2 separate regions of the Mus musculus genome follow, and region 2 is linked to region 1. The links are chromatin loops, found by intact Hi-C in ENCODE. Cell type or tissue: heart. All regions are shown on one strand. Each heading gives the region's core, and the rest is flanking DNA. Links, peaks and the distances in the headings are about the cores only. Region 1 holds the start of Fau (Finkel-Biskis-Reilly murine sarcoma virus (FBR-MuSV) ubiquitously expressed (fox derived)). Region 2 holds the start of Atg2a (autophagy related 2A).

Region 1 (14,979 bases), core at 5,583-9,582:
ATTTCTGTCTTTATCTCCCTTGCCTCTGCTCAGAATTTGGATGTATCCTCCTCCCCAAAAGACGGCAATCCTGAGCTGCATCCCTGTGTCCACCTGCAGGTGTCGGTGCTGACTGGCATCATTAAGATCAGCTTGAAGACACTACTGGAGTGTGTGCGCCTACGCACCTTTGGGCGCTTTGGGCTGCAGCAGGTGCAGGTGGACTGCCACTTCCTGCAGCTTTACTTGTGGCGCTTTGTGGCTGATGAGGAGCTAGTGCACCTGCTGCTGGACGAAGTAGTAGCCTCAGCTGCTCTGCGCTGTCCCGACCCAGTGCCCATGGAACCTAGTGTTGTCGAGGTCATCTGCGAGCGCGGCTAGAATCTGCCAACGAGTCGCGTAGTAGCCCTATCGCCCTGTCCTCCCTGTGCCCTGTTCTCATCCTAGAGGCCCTTCCCCGCTGGCGGGTTCATGGATCCTTCTAATAAACTTATGTGTCCTCCTCCTTCCTCTTGCCTGCAGGGGCGGGACCCGCCCGGGTTGGGTTTCAGTGCCGAAGCTTCTGAGGCGCCAGCATGGGGCCCGCCTCCCAGCGCTGATTGGCTACTGTGCTGGGCCCAGGGTGGGCAGAGGGCGCGTCCATTTAAAGATCAATGAACAAGAGCAGCAGCTTTTCCACCTCCGTGTCTGATGCAGAGCCATAACCCGGCATGGGGCGGTTTGTGTTTCCTTGATCGACTTTTGTGAACCATTGTTCCCCGGCAAAGCAGAGATCATGACTTCTCGTGAGGCCTCCCAGGCCCCACTGGAATTCGGGGGGCCGTTGGGTAAATGGGAAGGTTTGGGGTGGAGGCTGACCTGATGCCACTTAACGGGAGCAGGATAGGATACGAGCTCTATAGAAGGCTCGGAGCAGAAGGATCCGGTGCGCGGGTGTCGGGGTGTCTGCAGAAGAGGAGGGAGTGCTGACAGCAGCACAGCGGGGAGTTTGTGTAATGAAAGACAGTTGGGAGAGCAGGATGGTCTTTGGGAATGCCAGAGGGCAGAGGAACAAGATGAAAATTAAGATAGGAGTATGGCGCTGGGAAACTGCTAAGCAGGCAGGTGACTCAAGGCGCCCGAGGACTTGAGAGAGCTCTTGGGAGCAGTCACGCTACACAGTGGCCCTCTTTCCAGGCGTCGCGGCTTTACTGATCCTGCTGCCTGCCACCATGTTCCACCTGCTCCTGGCGGCTCGCTCGGGCCCGGCGCGCCTCCTGGCCCTACCGGCCTATCTGCCTGGGCTGGAGGAGCTGTGGAGCCCATGGGCTCTGCTGCTATTGTTCATCTGGCTCGGCCTGCAGGTGGCGCTCTATTTGCTGCCTGCACGCAAGGTGTGTGATCTGTTTTAACACACCAGGGAGGAGGGTGCAGGGAGGGCTGGAGCCTGGGAAGTCATCCCCAGCTCTTATAAAACCTGCCCTGTACCCGCAGGTGGCCGAAGGCCTGGAACTGAAGGACAAGAGTCGCCTGCGCTACCCTATTAATGGTGACTGGGGTTCCCCCCCCTCCCTGAATCGCAGTTAACATGGGTTGGGGTGGGTTCCAAGGGTGGTGGGAGGTTTATGGACCAGCTCTGATGACATGTTTGTGCCCTTATGGGAACCTCGCCGTGCATCTACCTCTTTTGCTACTACTCAGCTCCAGGCCAATGGCCAATGTTCTCCCAGAACTGCGTGTGTGTGTGTGTGTGTGTGTGTGTGTGTGTGTTGGCTTTGGAAGTATGCAAGCCACCCCAGGGCTCACTCTGTGCTGTGGTTCAGGCTTCCAGGCTCTGGTGCTAACAGCCCTGTTGATGGGGCTGGGGGTGTCAGTGGGGCTGCCCCTGGGGGCACTCCCTGGAATGCTCCTGCCCTTGGCCTTTGCGACCACTCTCACCAGCTTTATCTTCAGCCTCCTCCTCTATGCGAAGGCTTTGGTAGCTCCTGCCTCAGCCCTGGCTCCTGGGGGAAACTCAGGTGAGAAGGGTCCCAGTGAGGTAGGGATGAGGTAGGTGGGATGCATGCATACCTGGTGTGCCTTCACCTTCTGTTGTTCCCCAGGAAATTCCATGTATGACTTCTTTCTTGGACGGGAGCTGAACCCTCGCCTCGGTTCCTTTGACTTCAAATATTTCTGTGAGCTGAGACCTGGCCTCATTGGCTGGGTATGCTGACATGCTGGACTTAATTCTGCTGGACTTGGGCCAGGAGAAGAGCAGAGTGGGCTAGCATTGCTGGGTGGGCAGCAATCATTCATTCATTCATTTGCCAATATGTTGCTGTGTTATGAACCTATGGTTTTGCTTTAATAGAACAAGAGGGTTTTTAATATAAAATCTTGAGAGAGAGAGAGAGAGAGCGCGCGCATTTGGCTTATGTACATAAAGCCCTAGATTCCAACCCTAGCACCACAAAACTAAATCTATACCACAGTGATGACAGGCTGTATGGGGGAGCAAAGCAGGCAGCGAGCTGGGAAAGCAGGTGCAGCTTCGGATGTAGCGGCCAAATATAAAATCAACTTCAAAGACAGCTAAGGAGAAGCTTGAAGGACCAGGCAACTGCCTCCAGGGATTGTCAGATTTAACACCTTGTTTGTCATTGGTGGCCTTGACAACAGGCCAGCTGTTCTTGTGTTAAGATCACATGTACATGGGGTACATGGGTGGTGGCCAAGAGCTCCAAAGGGGCTCAGGCAAGGTCCTGCCTTCACTGTAGAGGCAGGAGTGCCCATGTCCACTGAATCTGAGTTTGGATTTGGTTTAGTTTTGAAACAGGTCTCACTCGGATAGTCCAGACTAGTCTCAAAATCAAGGTTCCTTCTACTTCCCTCAGCTAATCAAGTAACTAGGATTACAGTTACTACAATCCCACCAGGCCTAGTCCCAACATTAATCGGAGACTGGCCTGTCAACATATATGCCAGAATATAAGGTTATTTTCTCACTCATAAAACAGGATTGAATGAAATTTTCTTCTACAATTTCCTGTGAGGGCTGGGTGTAGTAGGGCATGCCTTTGATCCCAGCACTCCAGAGGCAATAGCAGGCAGATCTCTGTGAGTTCAAGGCCAGCCTGGTCTATATGGTTCCAAATCAACCAAAGCTACTTAGTGAAACTCTCTCTCTCTCTCTCTCTCTCTCTCTCTCTCACTCTCTCTCTCAAGAAAATACCACATCAGTATTACTGAAGAAACTACACTATTCAGGCCACTGGAGCTACTAGAAAGAGAGTCTAAAGCCAGGCAGTGGTGGTGCACACCCTTAATCCAGCACTTTGGCAGAGACAGGTGGATCTCTGAGTTCGAAGCTAGCCTGGTCTACAGAAAAAGTTTCAGGACAGCGAGGGATACACAAAGAAACCCTGACTTATTTATATTTTTTAAAGATGTATTTGATTTATATGAGTACACTGTAGCTGTTTCCAGACACACCAGAAGAGGGCATCAGATCTCTTTACAGATGGTTGTGAGCCACCATGTGGTTACTGGGAATTGAGCTCATGATCTTTGGAAGAGCAGTCAGTGCTCTTATCCACTGAGCCATCTCTCCAGCCCACCCCTTTTAAAAAAATATTTATTTATTTATTAAAGTACACTGTAGCTATCTTTAGACACTCTAGAAGAGGGCGACAGAACTTGTTATGGATGGTTGTGAACCACCATGTGGTTGCTGGGAATTAAACTCATGACCTTTGGAAGAGGTCATCTCTCCAGCCCCAAACTCTGACTTATAAAGAAGATGACAAAAAGGAGGAGGAGGAGGGGGGCCAGGTGGTGGTGTCGCACGCCTTTAATCCCAGCACTTGGGAGGCAGAGACAGGTGGATTTCTGAGTTCGAGGCCAGCCTGGTCTACAAAGTGAGTTCCAGGACAGCCAAGACTATACAGAGAAACCCTGTCTCGGAAAAAAAAAAAAAAAAAAAAGGGAGGAGGAGGAGGAAGAGGGTACAAAATTTAGGTTCATAATAAGCCAATTCTTAGCTCTACAAACATATTAGTGTTCCAACAAGAACTCAAGGCGGGGCCCTGATTACTCCTGTTTCCATATGGCAGTGGGGACGTGAGTTTTAGCAAAGAGACATATTCTGCCCAAGTGATAAAGCTCAGATTCCAAGGCAGGAGTTTTAAGTCAAGGCAGAGTCGCAATCCAGTGTGTCTCGAGTACACGACCTGGATCCATTCAACATGTGAGCGGGCAGCTGGAAGGAGGGCGAGGTCGGCACTGTTCTACCCAGATGCTCCACTTCAGACAATGGCCCTGTCCTCACTTCCTTTAGGTTTTCATTAACCTGGCCCTGCTGATGCAGGAGGCAGAGCTTCGGGGGAGTCCTTCCCTGGCTATGTGGCTGGTCAATGGCTTCCAGTTGCTGTATGTGGGTGATGCCCTCTGGTATGAGGTGAGACTGGATTGGAGAGCAAGAGGCAAGCAGGGGATCTTGAGGATGTCATCTGGACTAAGCCAGTATCTGGGTCATGTTCCTGCAGGAGTCTGTCCTCACCACCATGGACATAATACATGATGGTTTTGGCTTCATGCTGGTCTTTGGAGATCTAGCTTGGGTACCATTCACCTACAGCCTGCAGGCCCAGTTCCTGTTGTACCATCCACAGCCTCTGGGGTTGCCCATGGCCTTGCTCATCTGCCTCCTTAAGGGTCAGTAGGAGGGCCCTTCATTTCCCCTTCCCCTTCTATTCATGCTTTATTCAGTACCCCTCAGGTAGGGCCTAGGCTCTGACGCTTCTCTAAAGCTGGAAGCCAGCTCCTGGGTATCATAGCAGAGCCTGGGATTTGGACAGGCTTTGGTCAGGGTTAGGCAAAAGGCTGGGACTCCTACCTCACCACCTGCTCGTACCGTACCTTCCCTCAGTTATTGGTTACTACATCTTCCGAGGGGCCAACTCCCAGAAAAACACATTCAGGAAGAATCCTTCTGACCCCAGCGTGGCTGGTAAGCTGGGTCTCTTAGAGGTTATGGGTGAGATGAACCAGGAAGGCTCTGTGGTTCCGTTTCATTAGCTGTATTTCTAGGTCTTGAGACCATCCCGACTGCCACGGGGAGGCAGCTGCTGGTGTCTGGGTGGTGGGGTATGGTTCGACACCCCAACTACCTGGGAGATCTCATCATGGCTCTGGCATGGTCTTTGCCCTGTGGTGAGTGGGTTTTGGAGTAGGTCGGTGTGCCTGGTGGGAGGACTGACTAATCAGTTAATGGAGGTGGACACAAAACCTATGACCCGACACCCTGTGTGCCATCAGCTGTGAAAGCTTTTATATGAAATGGGTGCTAGTGCCTGATCATGCAGCCCCTTCCCACCAGGGCTATCCCATGGGTCCCTTCCCTCCAGGGCTATCCCATGGGTCCCTTCCCTCCAGGGCTATCCCATGGGTCCCTTCCCTCCAGGGCTATCCCATCTGCTGCCCTACTTCTACGTCCTCTACTTCACTGCACTGCTGGTGCACCGCGAGGCCAGAGATGAGCAGCAGTGCCTCCAAAAGTATGGCCGTGCCTGGCAGGAGTACTGCAAGCGTGTGCCTTACCGAATCATACCCTATGTCTACTGAAGCAGGTCCACCTAAGAGGTTGAAAGCAAGAGGAAGCCACTGCTTCCAGAAGGAAAGTATTTTTCCCTGTTGAATAAATGTTTTCAACCTTTCCTGTGTTTTTCTTCTATCCTGGGGCCAGTGACTTGAGGCTTGGGGGTGACTAGTTGACTAAGGAAAGCTTAGAAGTGGTTTGTGGGTCCAAAAGTCTGACGAGGAGAGACAACTGGGCACCTCAGGCCTGGGGGATGTGATGTAGTTCAGTTATAGAGTGCTTGTGTAGCACACAGGACGCCTCGGCTATTCAGCACTGTGTACATTAGCAAGGTGGTTAACCCCTGTAACCTCTCACTGTCCAGGTGGGTGACAGATCAAAGTTCCAGGGTCATCCTCAACTACACAGTAACTTCAAGAGAAGCCTAGGACAGGGCACTATCTTTACGGAAAAGGCACTGCTGACATTCGGGCAGACCAGACACATCTTTATTAATGACATGGATACCCAGTTCAGCCAGGGAGTTCCTCAATGAGAGTCCTTGGAGTGGGTGGCACTGGGCCTCCCCAAAGCCGTTCTAACTCTCCAGTAAGCGTTGCCATCTCCTCAGCTGTCACAGCATGGGCTCGGTGGGCTCTGGCACAGTCTAGCGCCAGGGGTGTGAGGGCAGCCTCGTTTTCGTTGGTCCAAGCCAGCAGGAACTGGCACTTCTTCCGAGCCCGGTAAAGTCGATCTCGCTCTCCACCAATCACAGCCTGCTTCCGGGCTCGTCCCAGGGTCTGAGCTAGGTGCCCCAGTGCTGTCAGAGTGTAGCCTTTCTGATTGACTGGACCCTCGCCCAGCAGGATTCGGGCAACTTCTTGCATAGCACCCCGCGTACCCAGGGGCCCAGGTGGGTGCTCGCCCGCTTCCAGTACGTGGGCTGCGGCCTGCAGGGCTTCCTCTGTAGAGCCAAAGACTTGCTGGGCTCCCAGGGCCCCAGAAACATCGAGCAGGGTGGCACAGAAGTCAGAGAGTAGCGCGTCGTCGTCCCCTCCATGATACAGGGCGAGAGTATGAGCGTAGGCGAACAGCACGTTGGGCAGCTGGAAGCGCACCAGCGGCGATGCCGGGCTGCGGCTCAGACTGGCCAGTGCTGGGATGCGAGCAGGCAATGCTAGCGGTCTGGCGGCACAGGAGTCTTCAGCAAATGGCTCTGCGGCAGCGGCATCATCCCCAGATTGCAGCGCGGTCCTCGCAGGGGCGGGCTCCGGCTCCGCAAGATCTCTGTTCGCGGCATGATCCAGCTCCTCCAGCAAACGTGGGCCGGTGCCGCGGCCCCACCACCAGGGCCGCCACGGAGGCAGAAGGCGTCCGGCTTCGCCACGGCTCAGCAGCCGCTCGAACGCCGCCTTCTCAGCCGGCGTTAAACGTTCCCAAAGTCCAGAAAGGCCGCCCGGCCGCGCCCCGGGCCCGAGGCCTGCTTCCTCGGGCTCATCCTCGGCCTCGCGTTGTTCGCGCAGCCGGCGTAACGCGCCCGCCAGACGGCTGGGCGAAGCGCTTCGGCCACGGAGCTCTCGCAGCACTTGGTCGCGGTAAAAGTCTTCGGCGCAGGCGCCGTGCGCCCGGTAGCAGCGCAGCGAGCAGTAGGGAGCATTGCAGCGCGGGCAGGTGTAGCGCGCAGGCAGCGCTTCCCCGGCCGGGCAGAAGCCGCAGAGCCCAGCGGGCTCCATGGAAACTGGTGCCGCCTGTCCCGTATCAGCTCCGCCACTTCCGGCGCTTCTTTGGTTATTTCCGCCTTTATGTGTGGGGGTGGTTGGCGGGCGTGGCCTCCTTTCCGCACATTTCCGAAACTTCTCGGTAACTTTCGTGTCTCCAGTACTTCTTTGAGCAAGCGCAGAAGTCGTCCAAACTCTTCCAAAGGAACAGGTTTGCTCGCCGAATTTGGGAAAATCATGTCGCTAATCCCAGTTTGTTCTTTATGGTTGTACCAAATTGTACAAAAATAAACTACCTTTTAAATAACAAAACTAACCACCACCACCACCAAACAACACACCAGGGTCTTAGCAGGGCGTAGTGGCATACGCTTTTAATCCCAGCGTTGGCAAAGGTAGTCTGATTTCTGTGAGTTCCTGTAGTCAGTGCTTTCCAGGATACAGCTACATAGTCATGCTCTATCTTGAAAAAAGAAAAGGCCAACAAAATAATAACAACAGGCCGGACAGTGGTGGCGCACGCCTTTAATCCCAGCACTTGGGAGGCTGAGGCAGGCGGATTTTTGAGTTACGAGGCCAGCCTGGTCTACAGAGTGAGTTCCAGGACAGCCAGGGCTACACAGAGAAACCCTGTCTCGAAAAAATATTATTGATAATAATAACAGACAAAAATAAATGAATAAACCCGACATGTTTAACAAATCTGGAGCTCAAAATACGTAACACGTAAGCATATCAAATTGAGGCCAGCCTGGGCCTATGTGAGACCCTGAATCAAACAAACAAACAAACAAAAAACAACAAAACGATAACGAGGGGCTGGAAAGATGGCTTAGCAGTTAAGAGCACTGACTACTTCCAGAGGTCCTGAGTTCAAATCCCAGTAACCACATGGTGGCTCACAACCATCCATAATGAGATCTGATGCCCTCTTCTGAGGTGTCTGAAGTCAGCTACAGTGTACTTACATATAATAAATAAATCTCTTTTAAAAACCAACAATGTGGGCTGGTGAGATGGCTCAGTGGGTAAGAGCACCCGATTGCTCTTCCAAAGGTCCCGAGTTCAAATCCCAGAAACCACATGGTGGCTCACAACCATCTGTAATGAGATCTGACTCCTTCTGGAGTGTCTGAGGACAGCTACAGTGTACTTACATATAATAAATAAATAAATCTTAAAAAACAAACAAAAAAAAAAAAACAATGTTTTCCCTCAAGTTGTGTTGAAATTTAGTTTGTATTGTTAAGCATTATGAGGTCTATAGAGGGGTAGATGGGTGATCTGCCTTAGTGGATCATCTATAGGGCATGCCTGTAACAAAAACACTAGTGCCGTCATAATGGAAAGTGAACCAACACAAACCCAAAAGCTGTCTGGCAGAGCCCATAGAATCTGTACCTTTCCAATACCACTTGTCACATTTCTGTATTTCGGCTCAGCTATCCTTTCAGTAAACACATCCTCTGTGATCTTCTAAGGATTCCTTGTTTTTTTGTTTTGTTTTTCAAGACAGGGCTTCTCTGTGTAGCCCTGGCTGTCCTGGAACTCACTTTGTAGACCAGGCTGGCCTCCAACTCATAAATCCACCTGCCTCAGCCTCCCAAGTGCTGGGATTAAAGGCGTGCCCCACCACTGCCCCCCCCCTTTTTTTCCTACTTGAGACCAAGGCACTTTGCTAGCCTCTAGTCACAGCCTTACAAATGAAGAAAACATAAGAAGTCTGGACACAGTGGCTTTATTAGCATGGCAGGGTGGCAATAGGACTTAGGAATTGGCATTGGGGCCCTTCTTCTTCCCAAAGGTGGGCACAACATTGACAAAGCGCCGGTTGTACTGCATTCGCCTCTTGGCCCGGCCTGTCTTCTTCTTCTTCTTTTCCTGTTTGGCCACCTGAGGAAAGGAAGGACTGATCAGACCCTGGGTGACCTCTCCCATGCCTGCCCACCAGCTTCTCTCCATAAGAGAACACAGACGGGAAATCCAAAGGCCTTCACTTGGCTGTGATAGAAAGAAACAAAGTCCAAACACCAATCACTCACCTTGGGAGTCTGACCTCTCACTTTTCCAGCCCGAGCCAGGGAACCGTGAACTTTACCTGTGTTAGGGGTGGGGAAAGGGATCAGGTTAAGTAGCAAGGTCACGCCCAGAGCAACTCTTCCTCCCTCAACTCTTGAGCTTTTTAATGACAAGTTGGGCCCAACAAAGAATGAAAGTTGCACAGGCTTAGAGACAGGGTCACAACATAGCTGTCCACGTCTTGTCTTCCACTTCAAGTCACAACCAGTTTGTGCAGTGCTGAGAGCTGACAGATACTAAGGCAAGGACTCTAAAAACCAATCCATACTCTTAGCTAACATTCTACACACAGAGCAAAGACAGGAGGAGCACACTGAGAACCTAATAACAAGACTTTAATTATTATTACTTTCCTTTTGCTTTTTTCCTAGACAGAGCTCCTCTGTGTAGCCCTGGTTGGCCTGGAATTCACAGTGATCCGATTGCGTCACTGCCTCCCTACCACCAGGTTTTAGTGGGGATACTGAAAACCAGACTTAACTATCACTACGATCTAAAGTCCCTAGAAGGCACAAGTATACTATCAGAGAAAGGACCTATCACATGGTTTACCTACAGACATTCCATTAGCTCTGAAAAAAAGCACTCACCTCCCAGCATGCGGCCTGCTACTTCCAGAGTGGTCAGGGCCTCTACGCCACACTGGCCTAGGGTGGCCTCATCCTCCAGCGGCGAGCCTGCCAGAAGCACGACTTGATCTTCGGGGGCAATGCCTTCCAGGGAGGCCACATGATCCTTAAGGAAAAAAAGGAGCAATGTTTATAAGTAGACAAACTTTCCCCGTGGGCCTGGAGGTAAAGGAGTGCAGTTAGGAATCAGGGATCAGTACATACTTACTTTGATCTGGGCGACCGTCTCCTGGCCGGTCACCTCGAGGGTGTGTAGTTCCTGGGCGCGGACAAAGAGCTGCATGTTGGCTACTGAAGGAAGAAAGGCTTGTGAGTGATGATAGGGAGCAGCCCAGGAGAAAGGTCGCGGTACGGTAATCAAGGCGGGGGATTGCGCGGTCTCCCATGCGGAAGGCCAGGCTCGCCGGGGACCCGGATGGAGACGGAGCGAAGGCCGCAGAACCGCCCTTGTACTTTGCCTTCCCCGCACCCTCTGAGCCCGTAGACCGCTGGCTACCGAGCGCTCCTGGCCCAGCAGTCCCCCGTGTCTCACCTAGCCCGCGGACGCCGCTGCTGCTACCGCGAAGATGGAGTCAAGAAAGAGGAAGAAGTGGGGGCGCGCACGTCCTCACCGCCTGCTGCGTGTGACGTCACTGCAGCGCGACCGCGCGGATCGCTGGTGGTTTGTACCGCCCACCGCCGTCCCAGCCCGCCCCTTACGCTGTACGCAGGCGTTCGGTCCTTGTGGCCTGCGCGCGCAGAGGGAGGCGGGGCGAGCCCGGCTGCGCGCGCATATGACACTCAGTTGAGGCGCCAAGATGGCAGCAGCGGTGTTGCGAGCCGCTTTGCAGGACTGGAGGAGCTGCCTCGGTCGGAGCTACGGGCGACGGAAGCTGGTAAGAGCCCGGTGGACAGAAGGCTGTGTGTGAGCCTCACTGTTGCTCATGACCACCCTGAACTTCGTATTCCCTCACGAGGCCTTAGATTTGCTATGTACTCCGCTTCATTTTATGGAGGGTAGATTGAGGGTGGAGAGGGCAGGTGCAGAGCCTGGACTGCGCTTGGAGAGTCTGGGTTTGGGAATGTGGCTGCCGCATCCCAAGAGTTGGGTAAGACCGAGAGCAGCTGTATGTCCCCGCTCGGTGCCTGATCGATCAAGCATGTCATTTCGGAGTTAAAGAGTTTCAAAAACATGTTCAAAGACAAATACTGAAGAGTACTGTATAGGTCAGTCGTATGCTTAATCGGCTTTTCCGGATTATGCACGTTTGCCATTTGAGTCCTGGAGAGGTCTTGGGATTCTGACTGAGAATTTTCTTTCAGGTCACTCCCACCCCCACCCCCGGTATCATGCACACTAAAATATCCAAGTCTGGTGCTTTTCTCAGTTCAAGTTTTTACTCATGCTTTTTTTTTTAAGCTAAAGTTCTCCTGTGTTAATTAAACTAAAGGAAAGATGGTTTGTTTTGCCTTAGAGCCAGACCCAGGGGCCTCCTGATAACCCCGGCTTTGTGGAGTCTGTGGATGAATACCAATTTGTGGAGCGCCTGCTCCCCCCTACCAAAATCCCAGAGCCACCAAAACATAAACATTACCCCACTCCTAGTGGTTGGCAGCCTCCCAGAGGTGAGTTGAACAATAGAGGCTTTGGACTTTCCAGTGGGTTTCGAAGTTCTAAGATGTAGGAGGGTTAGTATTGTCCTGCCCCTGGGGAAGGTACCAACAGCAGCACCCTATGTTCCTGGGGTGAGGTCTTACCTTGTAGTGAAAAAGCAGAGAAGACCCATGTGTGTGGAGTTCTCTTCTTCCAGTCCAACGAACCCTATGTAAATTCAACAAAATGGGTATCATCTCAGTATGTGAAACCTTAATGCAGAGTCCAGTGTGGGGTTTTTGTTTTGTTTTGTTTTGTTTTGTTTTGTTTTGTAAAGTCTCATTGCCAGTACAAGGTTTTAGGACAGTTGGAACTACAGAGAGACCAAGAGGGCTGAAGAGGTTGCTTGCTCATCAATTAAGAGCACTAGCTTCTCTTCCAAGGAACTCAGGTTCAATTCCCAGGACCTACCCACCTGGTAGCTCACAACCATGTGTAACTCCAATTCCAAGTGATCTGACAGCCTCACAGACATGTAGGCAAACCACTAATTCACACACACACACACACACACACACACACACACACAAAACCCAATAAGAATCCCTTTAACTCCCATCTCTTTGTTCCAGATGCTGTCAGCCTCACTGGGTCAATGGGAAAGGAGAGAGTAGTCCCCGAGCTGAGGGGTAGGGGGTGGGGGGTCCCCAAAGATGCAGGTAGATAGATACACACATACTCTAGTAAACTGCTTTTATTTGTTTTCTTAAAATATTTATTTATTATATGTGAGTACACTGTAGCTGTCTTCAGACACACCAGAAGAGGGCGTCAGATCTCATTACAGATGGTTGTGAGCCACCATGTGGTTGCTGGGATTTGAACTCAGGACCTTTGGAAGAGCAGTCGGCACTCTTAACCGCTGAGCCATCTCACCAGCCCCTTATTTATGTTTTTAAGTAAGTGTGTGTAACCCTGGCTAGCCTAGTTTTTAATCTGTGGATCACACTGGCTCCAAACTCAGAAATTCCACTACTGGGATTAAAGGAATGTGCCACCATGCCTGCCTTCATTTGTTTGCTTGTTTGTAGACAGGGTTTTTCTGTGTAGCTCTGGCTGTCTTGGAACTCACTTTGTAGACCAGGCTGGGCTCAGAAGCCTTTCTCAAGAAGCCAGGCTTTAAGCTGCTCATCAAAGTAGCCCTTGATTCGAAGGGTACCTGTCACCTCATTAACCTGGGTGATAGGTGTCTTTCCCAGCAGTGGGCTCAGAAATTCTTCCACATCCTTCTGTAGGGTCTGGGGAAAGATAAACTCCAGTCACCAGTTTCCAATCACAGGACCCCATGCCTCTTCCTCCAGAGTGCTGGGATTAAAGTGTAAGCCAGCATGCCCAGCCTGACTTCTAGGCATGAATAGTCGTGCCCACCTTCTTTTCTGTTGTGCACTTAGATGGTAGCAGGTCTATGTGGGGACCATAGGACCAAGGTAAAAATTCAGCCTTGACTCTATGAACTGAAGAACAGAGATGATCTGCAGTCTAAGGCAGTCTTGTCCATTAGGATTTAATACATTATAGCAGGTGCAGCAGGCCTGTAATCGCAGAACTTGGAGGTGGAAAGAGTTCAAGGTCTTAGCTATATAGAGTTTGAGACCAGCAAACCCTGACAGAGCCCTTTGCAGCTTCGGTGAGGGGAAAGGCCTTGGTTGAGGTGGATGAGGCTATGATAAGCTGGCTTTTTATACTGTATCCCTTTATAGATCCTCTTCCCAGCTTGCCCTACTTTGTTCGTCGCTCTCGGATGCACAATATTCCTGTCTACAAGGAGATCACACACGGCAACCGACAGATGACCTTGATTCGGAAAGTGGAAGGTGACATCTGGGTAAGTGGCTTGGGTGTGTACCCGAATCTTCCAGGGATGAAGGCATGGGGTCCTGTGATTGGAAACTGGTGACTGGAGTTTATCTTTCCCCAGGCCCTACAGAAGGATGTGGAAGAATTTCTGAGCCCACTGCTGGGAAAGACACCTATCACCCAGGTTAATGAGGTGACAGGTACTCTTCGAATCAAGGGCTACTTTGATGAGCAACTTAAAGCCTGGCTTCTTGAGAAAGGCTTCTGAGGCCTGATGGTCAGCCCTGTGGCAGTGCTCGCGACAGACTGGCCTCCAGAGAGGAGGTGGATTTGAGTCTCTGGAATGGGATACAAAAATCAGGGCTTAAGTACTTAGGATGAAAGGGCTTTGAGATAAGGCCTTGCTTTCATAAAGTACAAGTAGACCTGTGTGTCCATGTGTCCACTTGAGAGCTGTCCCAACATGGGAGGCCATAGCAACAATCAAGCTATCAAAAGCAGATATTAACTGCTGTATAGATAATCTCTTGTGCATTGTGTGGAAGCATCCCCTGTCAATCAAAAGCTGATGGCCAGTGAGCTGAGGCAGGACTAGAAGGCGGGACATCTGACAGGGAGATTCACCCTGGACTTGGAGGAAGCAGGATGTAGCAAACTGAGGAGAGGAAACTCACCAGCCATGTGGCAGGCGTAGTCTCGTTTAAATGGGTTAAATGGGTTATGAACTAGTGGGAGCAAGTCTAGTTTACGGCCATAAGCATTGCACATACAAATGCGCCTGTAAGTCATAATTCAGGAACTGGGCTGAGCACCAGTGGAAAAGCCTGAGATTACAAACTGCTGTCCCATTATAAACTTAATACATTTCCTATTGTTTGCTGTTCTGGAAGCGACCACCCAACCCTGTTCTGGAGGCTTCACAGCATAGACCCATCAAGGAATCAATCCTTGACCTAGAGCTCCTGCTATAGGCCGGGCGTGGTGGAAGCTATGGAACAGAAGACAGTACAGCAAAAAGACATGGACGGGAGTGGATGAGACAAGCAATATCTTAGGTTCTGAGTGCTGTACTAGGTAGGGTTGGGGAATCACCCTGTGACCTGTAATCAACTATACAGGGGTGTGAAGACAAAATGCAGACCTTTCACTTCTGGCGCCCACCTCACCAGCCACATGTCCAACCCACCATTAAACTGGCTAAACAATGTTAAACGGTGTTCAGAACCTGCCTACCCTGTGTGACCTCAGACCTAAGGTAGCTAGCGGTAGCAACCTCCCAGTGCTCTCTAGTTGCTGATCTCAGCACCCTCATCCCAGGAACCACAGGCCGGTCCATTCTTAGGTCTGTAGACTAAGAGCCCAGCCCTACCCTAGGTGACACGTTCTACCAATCATTAATGCAAGTTTTTATTGAGCTGTATATACAATTTAAGCTATTAAAATTTATACAATATTTACAAATTAAATAATCATCTGAAACTCTCCAGAAACTCCTGTAACACAAAACCAAAAGAAGGAAGCAGCAGCTAGGCCTTGGCTCCCTAGGCCTGGCCTGGCCCGGCCCGGCCCAGAGCTTGTTCTAAACTGCGAAGTCCAGGTACCTAGCCC
Region 2 (14,979 bases), core at 4,033-8,032, 180 kb before region 1:
CTGCTTGTCCTCCGGCTGTGGCTGCCCGTGCGCAGCTCCCAGGACAGCTGCACGGCTGTGCCAGTTAACCTGAGGGCAAGGACACAAGTTTCAGCGGGTGGGTCGTGGGCTTTGGGTATTCCCCGTAAGTCCCTGGCTCGGGCTGTAGTGCATACCGGACGTGGCTACAAGGGCAGGCCCTCTGGAAGCGTGGCCTGAGATGGGAGAAGTCCCGGGAGCCGAATGGCCCATCTTTGGCAGCATCGAACTCAGCAAAAAAGTGGGTGGGGAGGTCAGATGGTCCTGAAGACGGGGAAGCAGTCTGCAGCAAGGTCAAGCTCACACCGCCCAAGGTCATCTTCACCAGTGAGTCAGGGCGTGTGGTGTCCAGAAGGGGAGTTGGGGCCATCTTGCCTGAGGGAACAGAGGCTTCAATAGGGCATCCTTGGTGTCTTAGTGCAGTCACAGCTGGCCACTGAGCAGGGGTTGAAGGCACCCTGGCTAGGCTGGGCAGTGGTGGCAAACGCCTTTAATCCCAACACTTGGGAGGCAGAGGCAGGTGGATGTCTGAGTTCCAGGACAGCCTGGTCTACAGAATGAATTCCAGGACAGCAAGGGCTACATAGAGAAACCCTGTCTCAAAAAAAAACAATAGTTTTTTTTTGTTTGTTTTTTGGGTTTTTTTGAGAAGAAATAATACAGTCTGGCTAAGCTGGACTGTGGGATGCTAAATCTGTCGTATCACATGGGTCGTGAAGGCAAGTTCATCAGGGTGACACCAAATTCTTCTTGCATGCTAGACCCTGGGACAAGGCTCAGTTTAATCCTGAAGGTGCTAGAAGGGTCAGTTGATATGACAAAGCACTCATACCAGCCTCTGACCTACACACTGCCTGTTCACTAAAACGTACAGCCTGGTCTTACCATGCGTGTTCTGTAGAAAGGGGATCCGAGTCCCGAAAGCACTCACTAAGAAACCTAGACTGTGTATTATTTCGCCTCCCCAGCTTCCACTGGCAAGTTAGGACACTGAGGAACCCCACTGTCGGTGGGTCTACAGGCATGGCTGGAGCCTCCTGCTTCTATCCACCCACTGTCCTGAGGCTCCTTCCGCCACACCTCGCTCCTGAAGTAAACATCTCTGAGAGTCACTGACTTACCACCCGAGTGGGGTGGGGTTGAGGGTCGGTGGAAGGCCATGTTGCTGTGAACAGAGGAGCCCAGGTCTACGCTGTACACGGAGAGCTCAGAGACAGCCGATGTCACACTGCTTGTGAGGCCGGCCATGGAGAAGAAGAGGTCTGGGGGGTGAGGTGAGGGGCAGTCAGAAACAGACAGGTTTGGCCCCTCAGCTTTTCCACTGACACAAATGCCCCTTCAATTGGAAAGGGCCTGGCACCCACCCGTGCTGTCCAAATTGAGGGGGTTGGTGATGGGGTACAGGCTGAGGGACTCAGCCACAGCACCCGCCTGCAGCTGCTGGTTCAGATCTTGCTCAATGAGCCACAAGTCCTCAGCACCCAGTGGACGGCTCTTGTTCAGCTTGTCGGCCAGGCCTGCAGGGTCTGTGGGGAAGACATTTCAGCACAGCCTGCCTGGCTGTCCCGAGACCGCCCGTCTGCTCCCCTGCGCCCAGCACCCAGCAGCCTCACCTGCAAGGTTGACGGCACTGAGCAGCCTCTGGAGCTGCTGGAGCTGACGCGGGGTCAAAAGCAGGTGCAGGGATCCCAGTTGTCCTGATACCTCCAACTGGGGACCAAGTGGACAGCCATGGAGCCTTTATATGCCACCCAGCCCAAATGGCAGCCTACCTGCCCGTACTCTGGGGACACTGGTTGTACTGCTAAACTTGCTACCAAGCAGTTGAATGGTCTTGGCCAACTTGATTTTTCAGAGTCTGTTTTTCCAGTTGCCAAAAAGATAGTAATCTCTACTGTAAGAACTGGAATTACTCTGGAGTTGAACTTAAGGCAACCTTCCACTAGGCTCCCAAATGCTGGGATTATAGGATGATCTGCCATACTGGCTCTCCCCACTGGGGCCTGGTGTCAATCAACACTTCTGGGAACAGATCCAACATGGGTCAAACACTCGCTTGCTTTCCTTTCTTCCTTCCTTTCTTTCTTTTTTAAAGATTTACTTATCTTATTGTTTTATTTCTTAGATTTATTTATTTAGTACACTGTAGCTGTCTTCAGACACACCAGAAGAGGGCATCAGATTCCATTATACAGGGTTGTAAGCCACCATGTGGTTGCTGGGAATTGAACTCAGGACCTCTGAAAGAACAGCCAGTGCTCTGAACCCCTGAGCTGTCTTTCCAGCCCTACGGATCAAGTTCCCCATGGCTGGGACTCACCTTGGGGCCTGGAAAGGCCTCGTTCTGCTTCAGCCTCACCATGAGCTCCACGTACCCCGTGCAGCTGCCGATTTGCAGAGGTGGCTGTGGTGGGTCTGCCTGGGAGGGCAGCTCCTCAAAGTATAGGCAGACCCCACTCAGCTGCAGCAGCTTGTGCAGGAAGGCAGGCGGCTGGTGCACGTCCACAGGTGGGGCCTGGCTGGGGTCCCGCACTGCTTCGTCACAGTACTCCAGTCTGCAGAGTGAAGGGCCCGGCCTTGTCCAGACAACCCCAGGCTAGAAGCCCCCTCTTTAGAGCTGTCCCAGCAACATGGAACTGAGGAACCTGGCTTCCGTCTTGGAGGCTCAACCAGCCTTTGGTTCTGAGTCTCAAAGTTTTTAAGATCTAAGTGATTTTATGTCTATACACAGTTCAGGCTCCCAACATAGCCCACTTCCCAAATCTCACCAATGCCCAACCCAAGTCAAGCCTGTCCCTTCCCAGGAGCCTGGCTAGGAGAGGGGGAAGAGGCAGTTGTCTCCTGCCATTCCCCTGTACTCCTTACCTCTGCACTCGGACCTCCACAGCCACACTTCGATCCTCATCACCCAGTGAATGCTCCACCCTCACAACAGTGTTCAGGAAGGTCACCTTGATCCTCCGGAGCACTGTGGAAGGAAGGAAGGAAGGAAGGAAGGAAGGAAGGCAGGCAGGCAGGGAGGGAGGGAGGGTGTCTAGAGTTAGGTGGGGCATTGGGAAGCAAGGCAAGTTCCTGCCAGCCTGGGTAGGAAGGTGGCCACCGTATTACTATCTGAGGTCCCTGTCCTGTAGACTGGAGGGCCCAAGAACAGCCTAGCAGTAGGGACCTGCTCACCAGTCTCAATGGTCTGTGCAAACATTTCCAGCCCCTCCAGGGGCTGTGGTGGTTCTGAGGGTTCTGGCAACCCTTCCCGAAGGCACTCTTGAGCCAGCTGCAAGCTTGTGGTCATGCATGAGGCCCAACTCTGAGAGTCCGCAGCCCCTGGTCCTGTGGAAAAGAACAAGGGAGTCAGGATAAAAGGGCCCCGACTCTCCTGGGCCCATCCCCAGCAACTGCCTCCCCTGTGGTCTTACCCTGCTCTCACCTGAACCCTGGCGGGGCTGCAGGGTAAGCTGAAGGCCTGACACACACACAGTGCAGTGGTCAGTGAGAAGTGCAGCCCAGGGGACAGCCACCTCGATGGAGCTCACAAAGCCTTCCACCAGTTCCAGTGGTGACTCCATTGACCTCAAAAACTCGTTCACAGACTGGGTAAGAGGCAAGGGAAATAAAAATCAGCTCACCAAGACTCTGAATATGGCTACCTGCCACAGTCTCACACAGCCACTGTCTTGGAGAGCACTCTTGGCATGGTCATCCTTCTTTCTGCTACTTACAAGGCCTTCCCTTAGGCCCTGACCTGTTTCTGTCTCACTAGACAGTGCTCAGCCCTTTGGGCCAGCTAAGAAGTTTCCTTCTTATGTTTGCTTCAAAACTCTATTTACTGCGGGGTGTGGTAGCCTGCATGCCTTTAGCCCCAGTGCTCAGGAAGCATAGGCAGGTGGACTGTCTGGAGATCTAGGCCAGCCTGGTATACAGTTGGTTAAGTGCTTGCCCAACATGCAGTAAGCCCTGGGTTCCATCTCCAGCAGAGTACAACTGGATGTGGTGAGGCTCACCGTGGTCCTGACACTAGGGAAGCAAAGGCCAGAAGATCAGGAGGTCAAAGCTGTATATGCTGAGCTAGAGGCCAACCTGGGCTACATGGTATACGAGATTCTGAGCACCTTCTATGTGGCAACCAGAGGCTGCAGGGATAGATAATGAGTGCCTTCGTCTCCCAGCCTGGCTAGGTTGTAGCCAGGGTCTCAGAATGCCAGGCTCTGACTCGGAGTCACTGAGCACTAGGCAAGGGTGAGCAGAACCTGCATATAACCCAGCAGCACCCCAAAGGTGAGCCAGAGTGAGGAGGAAGCAGCCAGGTGGAGGAAGTAGGATGCTGGCCCACCCCAGGCATGAGAAGAAGCAGAGAGACCTAGTCAAGAGCAGCAAGTAACACATCTTCATCCTAGACAGGCAGAGTTCAAGGTTAGGTCCAGGAGAGGGATTGATCCAAGGCCAAATGACCCCAGTCCTAGACCCACAGTAGAGCTATACAATCAAGACATAGGAAGGGGATGCTGTGCTGGGTTTGTATCCCTGTCGGCCTGGGAACGCCTGAGGCCATGAGTCACTAGTCTTCTCCCTAAGAACCCAGGTGCTCTGGGTAGTACTCGGTAAACACCCGCTGAGCCCACGGATAAACAAACAAGGCCAGAGCCAGAGGCAAGCAGAGGTTGAGTCAACCTTCCTCTTCTATTGATGGGGACACTGAGGCCTAGGCATTTGTCTTAGTCACTCCAGGTACCAGGAAAGCTGAGGCTGGGAAGGGCTCAACTTGGTCCTTGGACCATGTAGTTGCTTGGAATGCCTTCAAGGTAGGGTTGTAGGGTGAAGAGCAGAGAGGGGTGGGCTTAAGTGAGGTGCCTGGGCTGTCTGGGAGAGGCTAGAAAACAGCCAGGGCCCTGGACAGCCCCCCCTCCCAAAAAAAAAAGAAACAAGAGAGTGGACTGAGAAGGCATTCTGGCTGAAAGCAAAAAAAAAAAAAAAGGGAACACCCAGATGTTGGATATTTTTCTGAGCGGTTTAAGAGGCGAAGGTCAGACACCTCTTATACCAGGCCATTAGAAGATGCCACCATCTCTTCAACCCATATTTGTTCCCAAAGGCATGGCTCACCTCTAGCTCTTTCTAAGTGAAGCTGCAGACCCATAGGCCAGCTAGAAAAGAGAAAGAGGCCAGCCCTGCCACATGCCCATTCTACTGCTCTTGGAGCTAGGATGACCCCATACCAGCCCTTAGCTGGAGCCTCTAATTGGTGGCTCCTTGGCTACTCCCAGCCATCAGCTGTGAGTCAATGCCCCTCACCTGCCACCCCCAGCCTCCTGCTCAACTCCATACCCTAGGCCTCAGACCTCCTGAGCATCAGGCCCAGCTTCTCCTCCCATCCCCCACCCCAGCTAGCCTGAAGCTAAACCTCTACACCTCTCCTGGAGGGCTGCCCTCCAGGTAGAGATGCCAGAGACCAAGTCCTTCCCTAAACCCAAGCTAGGCCCCTCCCACTCTCCCAAAAGCAGGAAGTAGAGAGCAGCAACAGTCACACGAGGTGTGGATCAACACAGAAGGCAGTGACGCTGTTGTTGACATCCACATCCGGGGGCGATCTCCACCCCTTATGCCCAGGATCATGGGGTGAGGAGGTCAGGACACATCTTTCTACAGGTGCCCCTGGCAGGGCTCTTAACACCCCCAAAGCCTCCCTGACTACCCTAGTTCCAGCTCTTGTTACTGCCTGGCTCCCCACAACATCTCTCTGCTCCCCTAGCTCCCGGGAATCCCCTTCCCCAAGCAGCTCTCCCAAACTCCGTATGATGATGGTGACATTTTTTTTTTTAAAGTAACACCTCACTTCCTAGTCTGTCTCTCCTAGAGAGGTGAAGACAGAGACTTCTCTCCTAGCTTCTGGTTAAGTGGTGACGGGCCAGCCAGGGGGCCTGGCGGAGGCGGTCGAGACCCACTGGCCTCTCCAAACACGGTGCCTGTCCTCCAGCCCAAACCTTCCGCGAGGACCCTTCGCTGGCCCGTGCTCCCTCTCTCCACACCATCCCACCTCTGCCCTGCCTCCTCACCCAGGTTTCCAGGTGAATATCCCGCAGGGCAACGCTGCCCTTGTACAGATCCAGGCTGAGCTGGTCCAGGCTGAGGTGCTCCTGAAAGAAGTGACCCAAGTAGTGCTGTAGCAAGTAGCGGCAGACACGCTCTTTCACACAGTTCGACCATGGCCACAGCCATCGTGACATCTCGGGGACCGCCGGGCCCGAGCCGCTTCCGCTGGCCGACAGCCGGCGATCTCGGTCCGGCTGTGCTGTTCACTAGAGCCCCCGGTTCGCCCCGCCGCTTCTCTCAGCGCCAGGCCGCGCCCCCGGACGCCCAACCACGCCCCCACGCTCGCTGCCATTGGTCATTGCGAAGGGCGAGGCCCACTGATTGGCCGCGGGAGGCGGAGCCTTGAAGAGCGAAAAAGGGACTGGGCTCTTTGCGAGATGAAATGCTCCCAATCGTAGTTTACGCTTGCGCGTAAATTCTGAGTGGGAGGACCTTTAACCTCCTTGCTTCAAGCTGCGGAAAGGCTGCAACCGTAGGGCGACAGTCCGGGCCAGGAAGAGTGCGCATGTGCCGATTTGTCCAACTTTTTTTTTTTTTTTTTAGGTGATTGGGAAGAATTTAAAGGAACAGTGACTCACCCAATTTGTAGACAAGCTTATCAGAGGAGTAAAGTCAGTGCGAATTTTGCAGTCTATCTTTTGGCAACAAATGCACATTTGCACTTTTATAAAACTTTTTTTTTTTTTTTTTTGGAGACAAGCTTTTCTGTATTTGGCGGTTCTGAAACTCACACTGTAGTCCAGGCTGGCCTTGAACTCATAGGATCCTCCTGCCTCTGCCTCTCTATGATGGAATTTAAGGCGTGCATACATCATCACGCCCAGCCCTATGAAACTTGCTTTAGTCCTTTATCTTTTTTCATTTGCTTATTTGTTATTTTATCTATTTACATTTCTGTTTGTATGTTTTTCGAGACAGGGTTTCTCTGTGTATCCCTGGCTGTCCTAGAACTCACTCTGTAGACCAGGCTGGCCTCTAAAGCCTGCCTCTGCCTCCCAAGTGCTGGCGTTAAAGGCGTGCACCACCACTGCCAGGCATCTATTTACATTTCAAATGTTATTCCTCCCAGTTTGCCTCCACAAAACCCCTCTCCCCACTCCTCCTAGCCGCTTATCTTATCCATTATTGTTAACAACTCCCTAAAAAGGCACTATTTGTTTCCACTTTTTTTTTTCTTTCTTCTTCCTTGTTCTTTCCTTTTTTTGTTTTTTGTTTTTTCCGAGACAAAGTTTCTCTGTGTAGCCTGGCTGTCCTGGAACGCTCTGTAGACCAGGCTATCCTTGAAATCAGAGATGCATCTGCCTGTGCTTCTAAAATCTGGGATTGAAGGCACACACACACACACACCCATTTCTCTCTTTTTAAAAATTCTGTCAGGTCCCCAAGAAATTCCTTTTCCCAAATTCAGACATTTAGACAAAAGTGAGGATTCCCTCAGGGACATACACCAAGCCAGTCTTTGAATTCCAGGCTAGCCTAGTCTACAGAGGGAGTTCCAGAACAGCCAAGGTTACACAGAGAAACCCGGTCCTGCAGGGTGGGGTGGGGTGGAGTGGGGGATGATAGTTCCTACTTGCTAAGAGGAGCCATTCTGCTTATCTCTGGCAAAAGGGACTATGACTCACATCAATGAGAGTCTTTGGTGCCTAATGTATATCTATCAAGGTCCATGCTAACCTCTTGGGCTACCTGAGTCCCTACTCATAAGTACATGGTACAGAGTCATCCTGGCTGGCAGACCCTGTCCCCTAACCTCTCCAGCCCTGGAGGTTCATTTCTTTGCCCTCTTTGCTTTCTCTGCACCCCTGCTCCCCTCTCTCCCTGCTCTGGACTCTTCCAGATGCCTCTGGCTGTTCTCTTCCTTGCATCCACAAGGAACCCATGCCTTCTCCTCAGCTGTACTTTCGAGTGGCCATGTCCTCATTTTCATTTGGTTTGCTAGTGTTCCCAATTTAAGAGGTAGAAAATAGGATTATGAAGGTTGTTTAGCCCATCACCAGGAAGGTCTTTTTTCCCTCCTCTTCCCCTCCCATTTAAGGAATGCACAGCAGATTAAGGTCCCTCCCTTCTGTGGTTTGTTGGGGTCCTCTCTGAAATAATGGCTTTTCATATGTCTAATCCTAAAATCAATAATTCAACTTTCCATAAACTGGGATCTCCTCTTTCCTACAGCCTGGCAGCTAAAAATGGCCCCCCACCCCCCTTTATGGTTTTTCAGGACAGGATTTCTCTGTGTGTGTCACAGCCCTGACTGGACACTTTCTGGATCCCACTTTGTAGTCCAGGCTGGCCTCAACTCACGTGCCTCTGCCTCCCACCCAAGACACTGCCACACCCAGCTCAGAGAGACCCTTTCTTTCTTTTTCCCTTTCTTTCTCTCTTTCTTTTATAAGAGGATTGTTTATTTTATGTATATAAGCACACTGTAGCTGTCTTCAGACACACCAGAAGAGGGAATCTGATCACTTTACAGTAGCCACCATGTGGTTGCTGGGAACTGAACTCAGGACTCTGGAAGAGCAGTCAGTGTACCTAACCACTGAGCCATCTCTCCAGCCCTGAAAGACCCTTTTTTAAAAACAAATGAACAAACAAACAATGGCATAAGCAAAAATCCTGGCTTAGGGGAGAGACTTGGCTTCTTCTCAGCTCTTGGTAGGTGATAGATTGTTTCCCCACTGCCAGTGACAAGAGCCAATTCAAGGCAGATTAGATTATATTAAAAGCAGGTTTATTGGGAAGCTGCAATCAGGTGAGTTCACTGGCCCCAAGGATTGAGGCCAGGTGAGTCACCATAGGGCTGGGGTGGGGGTGGGGGGGAGAGAGCAGGGAGAGAAAGAGAAGAGAGAGACCAAAATGTCTGGACTCTATAGGCAAGAGCCTCTAGGCTGGAAAGTTCAAGGTTGAGGGCAGGGTATGCCAGGAAGGAACTGAGGGATGCTGGGAGAACCTAGAGGCCAGGTCTGCTTTCCTGGGGTCCTAAGCCAAATGCAAATTGTTAATCTCTGTGCTTCAAGACCAGGTCTGATAGTTTGGGCTGCTCAAAAGCTGTAGTCAAGGCTGGCCTTGAACTCCTAATCCTCTGCTGTCATTTATCATGGGTGCTGAAACTTCAGGCATGCTACATCAGGCCCAACAGGAGATTCTATTTTTATTTTACTTATTCTTTTGTTTGTTATTTGTTGCTGTTTGGGTTGTTTTGTTTTTAGCAGTGTTGGGGATTGAACCCAGGTCCTTGTACACACTAAACAAATACTCACACTGGGCTGTGACTTTGACTTGTTCACATCCTCCACCTTTCTGTTCCGATGGCAGCTCGGCCGCTCATTATGTAGTAGGGTCTTTAGAGAGCATCCAAGAGAAGTGAGTTGGACTCGGTGACGCCAAATTTGTCATCACTGGGAAGTGGAGGCAGAAGAATCAAGTTGAAAGTTATCCTCTGCGACATAAAAGGCTCAGGCCAGCTGGAGAGGTGGCTCAGAGGGTAAGAGCACTGAGGTCCTGAGTTCAAATCCCAGCAACTACATGGTGACTCACGACCATCTGCAATGGGATCCAATGCCCTCTTCTGGTGTGTCTGAAGACAGCTACAGTGTAGTCATCTATATACAGTAAATTAAAAAAAATTTTTTTAAAGGCTAATGGTCTCTCGGCTACCTGGGCTATCAATCAATCAATCAATCAGTCAATCAATAAGATTAACTATAAATAAATTTTAAAATTAACTACTACTAATAAAGTAGATGTAGTAGCTCACACCTGCAAGCCCAGCAGCTGAGAAAGAGAAGCAGAGGGTTGGCTGTGAATCAACCAGCCTGGGCTACATTGTGAGCTTTAGGTAAGCCTGGGCTACAAAGTGAAATAACCAGACTGGTTGTCCTGCACCTTTAATCTCAGCACCTGCTAGTCAGAGAAAGGTTCTGTGGATTCCAGGCTGGCCTGGCCTACATTGTGAGTTCCAGGAAAAGCCAGGACTATATAAAGAGACCCTGGGTCAAAATATACAAACTGTGTAAGTATGTATACAGGGTGTGGTAGTGGCACACCACACCCTGCATAAGAGGCAGAAACAGACAGATCTCTGTGAATTTGAGGTCAGCCTGGTCTGTATAATGAGTTCCAATCTACAGTTTGTCCAGTCTACAATTGTAAAGAATGAGCAAAAATATAAGAGGGTCACTCACAAATTCCAAGCAGTGAGTCCCAGGGCAGCTAGAATAACATCAGCACAGGCACACAGAAAGATATAAATAAATACAATGACACTTTGCTAAGAGTAAGAGTGTGAAAAGAATTGGGTATTGTGGCTTACAACTTTAATCCCAGCACTTGGGACATAGGCAGATCTCTGAGTTTGGGGTCAGCCTGGTCTGCAGAGTGAGTTCCAGGACAGTCAGGGTTTTATAGAGAAACCCTGTCTCAAAACAAACAAACAAACAAACAAACAAACAAACAAACACAACCCCCAAGTTTAAAAAGAGTAAGAAAATACTTTTTAACCCGTTATCTTGCAATGCCTGTTTGAAAGCGAGTCTACTTCTGAGGTGAGTAGGAAGCTCTTGCTCTGCTTGTGGGAAGCCTCACCTCATCCTCCGCATCAAAAATTTAAAATCCCAAAGCCATTTTCTTCCACTAGTTTTCTTCCTGCATCATCTAGGCCCCTGCCAGGCATGGGTGGCTTTGGGCAGCCTGGCCTGAACACTGCAGCCGAGAGTCTGTGGAGAGCACTACCTTGTCACAGGCAGCAAGGCGTCCCTCCTGCCTTGGCCTCTGGGTTCTGGTCTGGCGGGAAGAGGCTCTGTGGGTCTGGCTTTCCCGGCTTATTATTAGGGAGTAAGGGGGAGGGAAGCCATGTCTGAGCCCTGGAGGTGGGCCAAGTGGTAGTTTAGGGGTTCCTGTTCTGTCTGGCAGGTGAAGAACAGAGCAAAACGGGAAGTGAAGATCTGCTATCTCTGAGCAAAGGGAGTACTGTCTCTGGGTAGCCATCGCTTGATCTGGGTACCCATCCATTGAGGTGCTAGACTCTAGAACAGTGTCCTCGATACAGGCTTTGGCTGTTTGTTGCTCTAAGGTGGGCACTTCTTAGGTAAACAGACTTCTTTTGCAGCACTAAGTGATCACCAGGGTCCATAAATGGGTGGGGCCAAAAAGCACCCCAATTCCCCCAACCTCATTGCTCTCTCTCTCCTGCTGCTCAGCAAGGACCAGTTTGTCACCTAGGTAAAACTTCAGGATAAAGGTCTCACAGTCATTGTAGGGAATAGAGTGTTGGCGACCAGGTACTATGAAGGGAGCCCGGGACTGCAGGCTGGGAACTTTTGGCCAGAATGCCAAACTCTTGGAATACAGCTGAGCCTTTGATACCCAGCAATGGGGTTTTGATCAAGAACTCCCCACTCTCCAAGGCACATCTTGGCACCAGAGGAGCTGGGAGGTACTGTGCCTTAGGATGGGGGCAGCTCCAGGGTAGCACCTTCTGCCCTCCTTGCTTTGGCATCCCAGGGCTGTCCCTTTAAACTACAGACCATGATGTCACCATGGACAGTAAGTGACAGGAGGGGCACTGCAGGCCGGGAGAATGGACTTCATTTCCCAAGAGCCTCTAGTGAACCACACCCCTCCCAGCAGGCGCTAACGCAAACCCGACTGTTAACCCCTCCAACGCCGGATGCAAGGGGTTTTGTAAGTGTCCGGCTTCAATCTGGGCTGAGTATGAGGAGAGAGGATGGCCTGAGGGACAGATGGCTCAGACCAAATTGTGGGCCTGGCACATCATGCTAGGTAGGACTCTGTCTTGCATTAGCAGGTTCCAACACCGAGTCCTTTTCTTTCCCTACACAGTGTCCCTTCCAGAATTCGGGAGTCCAGTTCTGAGCTGGACTCTGCCCCAGTCTGCTTGCAGGTTTTAAAATCCTCAGCTTTTCTCGGAAGTACTGAGTTCCTCCCCTAGCTCCGAGGTTACCCGTAAAGTTCGGTTGCTTCCTTTAAGCAGGGTGGGGACTACATTTCCCAGAGGCCCCGAGTCCTCCCTGACGCAGCCCCCCCTAGCGGAGGGAGGTGCGGGCCGGGAGGGGGGGAGGTGACTTGATGTCATCCTGAGCAGCTGGGCGGCGGGTGCCGGTGCGCAGCGAGCCGGGGCTCCCGCTGCGCTGCACCGCGCTGATCTGAGTCCCGGGATATCTGCCGAGGGTCGCGTGCTGCCGGGGCCCAGCCCAGAGCCCACCGAGTGCCCGACCCCTTTTGGGGCTGAGCTGGGGGCATGCTCCAGCACCCCCAGAGCCTGGGAGCGAACCCAGGAGCGCCGCCGCCCAGCCCCAGCGCCCCGAGCGGCAGAACCACCGCTAAGGACCCTTGAACCGTCGTCTCTTCCACCGAGGCAACCTCTAGGGTCGGCGACCAAAGTCTGGGTTTCTGAGAAGTGAGTGTGTACCCCAATACCACATTGAGGTTTGGAGACCAGGAAGGAGCGGGATATGAGGAGAGATGCTAGGGTCTGAAAGGGGGTGCACGAGAACAGGACCCTCATTTTTTGGGTGAGTGCACTGAGACAGGAGACATTAGTGGAGCTGGAGTCACACTGCTGTAAGGATCTGGGGATGCTAATAGAGTCCCCATCCTGAGTAGTAGCCATAGGCCGTATTTGGGGAGGGGCTACTTTAGAGCTTGGGCCTGGAAGAAGGGAGGGGCATGGTTGCGCCCTTGTTTTGGGGTCTAGCGAGGGAAGGAGGGAAAAGAAGTAAGGGAGCAACTGCACCACGCGGGCTGTCTTTGGAAAGAACCGACCTGCTCTCTGTGTCTCTCCTGCTGACCTTTCTAACCTGACTTCTCAGAAGAGCCAGCGTGGGAACCCTGACTGGAACTCTTCTGGATCCCCAGGAAAGACCTGAGCCATTGCCTTTCTACCTTACCTGCCCCCCCAGGACTGGGCAGTTGCCAGAGGCCCTGGGGGGGTCAGGACTGTGGCCGTGCCTCCCCCACCCCCTGAAACATGCTGGACAGGATGGGTCCCAGTTAGTGTGTGTGGCCTCATTCAACTTACTCCAGACCCACAAGGAGCCCCCTGGGCTCTGAAAGATTGACCCGTGTTGTCCACTGGCCATGGAGACGAAGCTGCCCCCTGCGAGCACCCCCACAAGCCCCTCCTCCCCAGGGCTGTCTCCAGTGCCACCACCAGACAAGGTGGATGGCTTCTCCCGCAGGTCCCTCCGCAGGGCCCGGCCCCGTCGCTCACACAGCTCTTCTCAGTTCCGCTATCAGAGCAACCAGCAAGAGCTCACTCCACTGCCCCTGCTCAAAGGTGAGCTGTTGTTGGTTGCCAGGGTACCCAGAAGGAAGCAAGGTAGGGGAGGACCAAGGGAGAAGCAGAGGTCTGGTAGAGTTTGGATCTCTTTTAGGCTAGGAACTCCACTGGAACTGACCCCCAATCTCCAGGCCTCTGCTGACGCATGGCCTGACTGGCCTGTCATCTCTGGAGGTGGGGCATCTGGAAGTGGTGCCAGGGGCAGGCAAGGGCCAAGGGTGGGGCACACAGCCTAGGTTTCAGGAGGCTCCTATCAGTCCAGCCAGCTGCCTAGGTCCTGGGGTAGGTGCTTGGCATGATGCCCTGTGATCACTAAATCCCACCCCCCACTTCCTGGCCCGATTTCTACTTTTGGCTCCATGTGTTGAGGGAGGTAAGTGTCTGGGGAGGGGTGGGGAATGCTTGCATACCCAGGGTTGTGATCTTGCTTTAAAGTCATGAGGTCTCTGATCCTGGATTAGAAGAGAGGACCACTTTTTCCCCTCAGCCTCCCGGGAGTGAAGGATGGGACTAGAATTGTTTGCTAGCTGTACCAGAGTACCTTGTATGGGGGCAGCTGAAGCTTCCTGGAAAGTCAGCCTGAGGGAGGTGGAGATCCATCCCGTCCAGAGCCCTTGGCGGCTAGATCCAGGAGGTCTCCCTGTCCCTCCCCGCAGATGTGCCAGCCTCTGAGTTGCATGAGTTGCTGAGCCGGAAACTGGCCCAATGTGGGGTGATGTTTGACTTCTTGGACTGCGTGGCTGACCTCAAGGGGAAGGAGGTGAAGCGTGCAGCCCTCAATGAACTGGTGGAATGTGTGGGTTGCACCCGGGGTGTGCTCATCGAGCCCGTCTACCCAGACATCATCCGCATGGTAAGCACTGCCCAGCCTCGCTCGGGGAACAAGAATTCTCTCAGGCTACCTCTGGGACCCGTGTGGGAGGAATAAGTGCATACACTTCAGCTTGGTCGCAGGCGCGTGCTCCCACTTCCACTGGGTCTCACTGCTGCCCGACACCGTCTCGGGATTTCCTCTCCCTGTTGTCCCTATACTTGAGTGAGCTGGGCCTAGGGTACCTGTCCTCTGGGCCACTTGTCTTCCATGGTCTGACTCAGGCATGGGCTATTCTAAGAAACCCTCTCGCCCAGTCTGATCAGAAACGCTTGGGCTCTGAATGCCTGGGCTGTCCACTGCTTTCAACCTTACCATCACTGCTGAACCACATCCACACACGGATGTGTCAAGCCACCCTTGGGTCTCCAGCCCTTGACTTGCATGAGCTTGGTGTTTAGATGAAGATTGTCCAGAGGAGCAAGTTGCCTGCTGGGAAGTGGGTCAGTCCAGAATTGGATGAGGGCTGGTGGTAAAACTCAGTGCAAGGCCTCAGGTTCAAGCTCTATGTGCTCATTGTACTTAGAAAGTGCTTGGCCATGCTAGGCAGTGGTGGCGCACGCCTTTAATCCCAGAACTTTGGAGGTGGAGGCAGGTGGATATCTGAGTTCGAGGTCAGCCTGGTCTACAGAGAGAGTTCCAGGATAGCCAGAGCTCTGTTCCACAGATAAAACCCTATCTCAACAAACAAAAACAAGACAAGACA

What was found. Hi-C counts contacts between places; a loop is a spot of excess contacts. Peaks named below come from ENCODE experiments on the same cell type or tissue, not always from the same donor. Only the 100,000 strongest peaks of a DNase experiment are listed, where the experiment ranks them.
Region 2: a loop joins it to region 1, with 2.2 times the contacts of the local background. A loop is called at or near these places in 1 of 42 quality-filtered maps.

Annotation. Positions count from the first base shown.
Region 1 is chr19:6,053,496-6,068,474 of GRCm38, reverse strand. Fau (Finkel-Biskis-Reilly murine sarcoma virus (FBR-MuSV) ubiquitously expressed (fox derived)) reads right to left here and starts at 10,528. Exons shown (of 5, transcript NM_007990.4): 1 at 10,474-10,528; 2 at 10,150-10,232; 3 at 9,903-10,047; 4 at 9,276-9,331; 5 at 8,951-9,126. The coding sequence starts at 10,224. The coding sequence ends at 9,001. It overlaps Znhit2 (zinc finger, HIT domain containing 2), which reads right to left and starts at 7,268. Exons shown (of 1, transcript NM_013859.2): 1 at 6,007-7,268. The coding sequence starts at 7,248. The coding sequence ends at 6,049. Tm7sf2 (transmembrane 7 superfamily member 2) reads left to right here and starts at 625. Exons shown (of 10, transcript NM_028454.2): 1 at 625-806; 2 at 1,156-1,352; 3 at 1,453-1,507; 4 at 1,782-1,976; 5 at 2,061-2,164; 6 at 4,277-4,396; 7 at 4,485-4,653; 8 at 4,868-4,948; 9 at 5,029-5,151; 10 at 5,402-5,654. The coding sequence starts at 755. The coding sequence ends at 5,562. It overlaps Syvn1 (synovial apoptosis inhibitor 1, synoviolin), which reads right to left. Exons shown (of 16, transcript NM_028769.5): 16 at 14,757-14,979. It also overlaps Mrpl49 and Vps51. In heart, for the core only: a CTCF peak has its summit at 7,139; DNase peaks (open chromatin) are centred at 6,304, 7,294 and 9,284; H3K4me3 peaks cover 2,962 bases; H3K27ac peaks cover 2,040 bases.
Region 2 is chr19:6,233,053-6,248,031 of GRCm38, reverse strand. Atg2a (autophagy related 2A) reads right to left here and starts at 6,364. Exons shown (of 40, transcript NM_194348.3): 1 at 6,066-6,364; 2 at 3,443-3,605; 3 at 3,193-3,345; 4 at 2,884-2,986; 5 at 2,339-2,573; 6 at 1,632-1,728; 7 at 1,383-1,544; 8 at 1,140-1,280; 9 at 156-393; 10 at 1-69. The coding sequence starts at 6,236. It overlaps Ppp2r5b (protein phosphatase 2, regulatory subunit B', beta), which reads left to right and starts at 12,192. Exons shown (of 14, transcript NM_198168.3): 1 at 12,192-12,520; 2 at 12,933-13,399; 3 at 14,059-14,255. The coding sequence starts at 13,201. In heart, for the core only: a CTCF peak has its summit at 6,311; DNase peaks (open chromatin) are centred at 5,531 and 6,441; H3K4me3 peaks cover 2,215 bases; H3K27ac peaks cover 2,268 bases.